Regions from separate parts of the Homo sapiens genome. Here region 2 is linked to region 1. A link is a contact called in ENCODE Hi-C or POLR2A ChIA-PET data. All regions are on one chromosome and are shown on one strand. Each heading gives the region's core, a stretch centred on a gene start or an enhancer-like site at or near the end of the contact. The rest is flanking DNA. Distances are from core to core; before and after follow the strand shown.

Region 1 (2,700 bases), core at 12-2,511:
ATTGAACAGTGTTTGCTTTTATATATTATTCTTCGCACATTTTTTTTTTTTTTTTTTTTGTTTTGGTGAGACGGAGATTTACTCTTGTTGCCCAGGCTGGACTGCAATGGCACGATCTCGGCTCACCGCATCCTCCGCCTCCCAGGTTCAATGGATTCTCCTGCCTCAGCCTCCTGAGTAGCTGGGATTACAGGCATGTGTCACCATGCCCAACTAATTTTGTATTTTTAGTAGAGACGGGGTTTCACCGTGTTGCCCAGGCTGATCTTGAACTCCTGACCTCAGGTAACCCGCCCGCCTCAGCCTCCCAAAGTGCTGGGATTACAGGCGTGAGCCACTGCGCCCGGCCTATTTGCACATTTTTAAGAATGTAGTCAATTTTGTAACTTTTTAATGACTTTTGTGTCAAACTTAAAAAGGCCTGTGTGTGTTTAAATATAAAAATGAAGGAAGTGAGACTAATTGCCAGGGTTTTCCTAAATTTACCTTTGCTCCCTGGAAGTGTACTTTATACATGCACTTTAAACATGCTGCATTTTACTTATCGTATAGGTTTTATATTTCCAGTTGGATATGCTGTTCTTATAAATTAATTATCAGCAGTTAGAATGTATACTAAGATTATATTAAACACCCCCCCCAACATCTTCTTATACAATTTTAAAGCCTTCATTTTAAATTATAAATCCTTGACCCACCTGGAAGTTATCTGATATAAGAAGTGACAGATCCAAGGTTTTCCCCCTGAGTTAGCCACTTTTAATGAATAATCCACTCCATGCTGATATGAAATGCAACCTTGAGTTTACTTATTTGGGTCAATTTATTGATTTTCTATTCTGCTCCACTGATCTGCCTCTTCATATGTCAGTTCCCCATGGTTTTGTTTCATTCATGATTAACAGTTCCACAAAAGAATAAGCTGAGTCAGAAAAAGAAAGTAGTGTCAGAGCATTTCCTTCCTTCCTGTACTACCTTTTAACTATCTGTTAATAACTACTGTAAAAGACTATCAATTAGCTTCAAATACAGTACTGAAGAGGTCAAGTCACAGGTCAATTCTAGAAGGGGCAATTTGTTTTGCAAAGAGAAATGATTTCACAACCTTAAGACTGTATTTCTAATTTTAGCCAGCCATCTAGAAAGCAATATATGCCACTGAAAACAAAGTAGACTAGGGAGAAAGGATATGGATGACTCAGGGGATATCTATCACCTGTATTTCAAAAATAACTCTTGGGCCAGGGACGGTGGCTCACGTCTGTAATCCCAGCACTTTGGGAGGCCAAGGTGGGTGGATAAGGAGGTCAGGAGTTCAAGACTAGCCTGACCAACATGGTGAAACCCTGCCTCTACTAAAAATATAAAAAATTAGCCAGGAGTGGTGGTGTGTGCCTATAATCCCAGCTGCTTGGGTGGCTGAGGCAGGAGAATTGCTTGCACTCGGGAAGTGGAGGTTGCGGTGAGCCGAGATGGTGCCATTGCACTCCAGCCTGGGCAACAGAGCAAGACTCCGTCTCGGGGGGGAAAAGAAAGAAAGAAGAAAGTAACTCAGGCTCTGTAGGTCAACAGCATCACCTATGTAAATGAAATAAAAACAAACTTTGCAGTTACTCTGACTTCCTTCATTTTTATGTTTAAATATACTCATATACCTTTTTCTTTAAAAAAAAAAAAAAAGTTTTCAGGCTAGGTGTGATGACTCATGCCTACAGTTCCAGCACTTTGGGAGGCTGAGGCAGGAGGATTGCTTGAGTCCAGGAATTCAAGACCAGCCTGGGCAACATAGTAAGGCCTCATCTCTACAAAAAAATAATAAAATTACCCAGGTGTAGTGACACACACTTATGGTCCCAGCTATATGGGAGGCTGAGGCAAGAGGATCTCCTGAACCCAGGAAGTCGAAGCTGCAGTGAGCTGTGTTCATGCCACTGCACTCCCATCTGGGTGACAAAGCAACACCCTGTCTCAAAAAAAAAAAAATAGTTTTCACTTTATTTACTAACTAGTATTACCTACCTGCACATGCACATTACACCACTGTTATGTTTTATTTTGATGCATTTGTACTGAACCATGTTCGCCAAAAGTCACTAAGATTAAATACAAAGTTAATCACTATTACAAAACTTTTTAACTGAATGACCTCAACATCACTATAATTGGGATGGGTGACAAAGAGAAGATAAAAAAGTTCATAATATCTCCAAAGTATAATGGTTAAAGTGACCTCTGGAACCTTCCTCTTTCTATTTGGTTCTAAATGGAGATCAGGCATCCCATTGTGCAAAGATAAGGACAGAAAATCTGACACGCACATTCCTACATATCACATACACGGAAGGAAAAGCCTGAATGTTTCTGCAGCTGCCAGAACATAGAGAACTTTCAGGATTCACCCAAATGGATCACCTAACCAGAATCTTTCCAAAGGATCCTTGAAATGACCATAATATTAAGTGTATTTATAGCTCTATGGTCATATTTCTAAATGAATAAATCTTATATGTCAGTCTTTCCTACATACTTTCCCTAGAAGATCAAACCTGTTCTCTTGGCTTTGTTGAACATTTTCACTTAGGGGACACTTTCTAAAAACGATTAGCTAGCTCCCTCCTTTTCTTGTATCTAGAACCATGAATGCCCTAAATTCTTAAATTTGAAAGGAGAAAAACATTTTTTCTTCTCCATCTTACCACA
Region 2 (2,700 bases), core at 191-2,690, 680 kb before region 1:
ACTACTAGCAGACTGAAAGCAGACAGTCCTGTGCTGGAACTGCTAACCATGGGAGAAGGGACCCTCCCAACTTTACTTGGAAGGCTCTCAGTCTTGCCTGACTGCTGGTCGATGGGACGTTTGTCTTAAAGTATCAGCAAAGTACAAAGGCACTGGCTGGTGCCTGGATGAGCTTTATTCTCAGAAATATTCACATACTCTAAATGGGAGATGTCAAACCCATGCCAATAGCTCCATTAAAACCCAGGCTTCCCACCAAGAGCAACTGGCATGGTTTTCTATTTGCTTCTCTTGACCATCAGTGATAAAATTTACTATTTTATATAGAGAGACAGAACATGTGTTGGGCATCTCAGTAGTTCAAACCAAAGACAGAAAAACACCTCTTACATGTATGTAATAGATTTTTTTAAATATACAGTTTTCCTTTTTTTAATTAATTCATTTATTTATTATAGAGATGGAGTCTCACTGTGTTGGCCAGGGTGGTCTTGAACTCCTGGCCTCAAGCAATCCTTCCACCTCAGCCTCCCAAAGTGCTGGGATTACAGGTGTGAGCTACCACACCTGGCAGTAATAGATGAATTTACTTGTACAACAAACACAAATTTTTGTGTTGTGCGGTTTCTCACTAGGGCCACGGTCGGCCTCTGGGCAGAGATACTATTATGTGGTGTGGGATTTTCCCACATGGTAGGACATTTAGCATCCCCCGTCCCTGGGGAACTAAATGCCAGTAGCCCCCAGGAGAATTTGTGACATCCAGAAAATGCCCCCAGGCATTTCCAAACACCTTCTGATGGGTGAGACTGCCCATTTGAGAATCACTAGGCAGGGAAAAGTAAATTCCTTCATTTTACTTCAAATGGGGTGTGTTAGCATCATCTTGCTTGAGCAGCTTTAAAAAAATAGTTTCTAATTACGTACATAACACATTCTCTTTGCAAACAAATCCTATAGATAAAGCTGAAGTCTCCTTTGACGCCCACTTCCAGTTCTAGTCACTCCCCGCTTCTCTGAGGAAGTGAGAGTAACTGACATGGTTTCTACCTTCAAGACCCTTTGCTTTATGTTTATATACAGATGTAGGAACCTGCATACAAGTATAACGGAGTGTTGTTGGTGTGTGTTTGTGCTGTGTATTTCATCTGCAACTTGAATTTTTTACTCCACAATACCTGTTGAAGGTCTTTCCATGTCCAAACACGTAGAAATGCCTCATCCTACAGCCGAGTAATATGTAATGACTGCACAGCATTTTATCATGTTGATGGGCCTCTTAGCAAAGAGCTGCAAAGGAAATCAATTCCCTGGATGAGGCGTTGCCTGTGGTCTGGTCACAGGACCAAATTAGACAAAAGCTGAGGTCATTTTGAATCATCCCCTCCAACCCTGCCGCAGTCCACAGAACAAAGCAGTGGCCTGACTTGAATTTGAACATAGTATCTCTAAGCCTGGGTATTCTGGCATTGTGTAAACACAGATCTCTGAGCCTACTGCACTGAAATGGATTCATTTCCTTTTTTAGCTTCTGGCATGGCATTTTTAGTTGATAAATTGTGGTTCTAAGGAAGCAGGTTTGATGATCCCCTTTGTCCTTCAACCAAGTGTGTAAAGGAGGATGTTTACTTTTATGGGTAATTACAGGTCTATGAATTGAGCACTTAATATGAGGCACCTTCATCCCTTATCTCAAGTCCTCACAACAGTCCTTTGCAGGAGGTATTACTAGCTCATTTTTGCAGGGAAGAAAACTGAGACTTGCGGAGATTACATAATTTGTCTAAGGCAAATCAGTTAGTAAGTGACACAAACCCAGGGCTTACTCTCAGATAATAATTATCACTAATTTATTTATTTATTCAACAATATTCATTGAATGTCTATCATGTGCTGGAAATGGTACCCAGCACTAAGAATACATCAGTAAACAAGGTAGTAAACAAAGCCAACAAGCATATGAAAAAATGTTCAACATCACCAATCATTAGATAAATGCAAATAACCACAGTGAGATACCACCTTGCACCATCAGACTGGCTATTATTAAAAAGTCTAAAAATAACAGATGCTGGTGAGGTTGCAGAGAAAAGGGAACACTTATACACTGCTGGTGGGAGTGTAAACTAGTTCATCTGCTGTGGAAAGCAGTTTGGTGATTTCCCAGAGAACTTAAAACAGAACTGCCACTCCACCCAGCAATCCTATTACTATACTCAAAAAAAATACCCAAAGGAATATAAATCGTTCTGCTGTAAAGACACATGGATGCATGTTTATCGCAGCACCATTCACAATAGCAAAGACATGAATCAACCTAAATGCCCACCAGTGGTGGACCGGATAAAGAAAATGTGGTACATAGACACCATGGAATACTATGCAGCCATAAAAAGAATGAGATCATGCCCTCTGCAGTAACATGGATAGAGCTGGAGGCCATTATCCTAAGCGAATTCATGCAGGAACAGAAAAACAAATGCTGCATTTTCTCACTTAGAAGTGGGAGCTAAACATTGAGTACACATGGACACAAAGAGGAGAACAATAGACAACAGGGTCTACTTGACAGTGGAGGGTAGGAGAAGGGTGAGGGTCAAAAAACTTCCTATCAGGTACTATGCTTGTTACTTGGGTGATGAAATAATCTACACGCCAAACCCCTGTGACATGCAATTTGCCTATGTAACAAATCTGCAC

The links. A loop is a pair of places that touch in the nucleus more often than their neighbours do. ChIA-PET counts read pairs that join two places held with the same protein, here RNA polymerase II (POLR2A). Pooled maps may share reads with other maps.
Region 2: a pooled map shows a loop between it and region 1 (4-fold over the local background). The contact joins two enhancer-like sites. A Hi-C loop is called at or near these places in 2 of 37 single-sample maps with no recorded cell type and 3 of 50 pooled maps. POLR2A ChIA-PET finds 5 or more read pairs at or near these places in 1 of 52 experiments (activated naive CD4-positive, alpha-beta T cell).

Annotation. Positions count from the first base shown.
Region 1 is chr3:142,019,015-142,021,714 of GRCh38, forward strand. The region is part of intron 3 of TFDP2 (transcription factor Dp-2); the gene reads right to left. Among named protein-coding and RNA genes, the nearest start is that of TFDP2, 130 kb to the right of the region's middle. Within about 2 kb of position 1,262, at least 3 of the 41 ENCODE cell types and tissues checked have a DNase peak (open chromatin) inside an H3K27ac peak, as active enhancers do.
Region 2 is chr3:141,336,076-141,338,775 of GRCh38, forward strand. It overlaps a transcript of ZBTB38 not described here. Among named protein-coding and RNA genes, the nearest start is that of ZBTB38, 31 kb to the right of the region's middle. RefSeq lists an enhancer at 1,256-1,335. Within about 2 kb of position 1,441, at least 4 of the 41 ENCODE cell types and tissues checked have a DNase peak (open chromatin) inside an H3K27ac peak, as active enhancers do.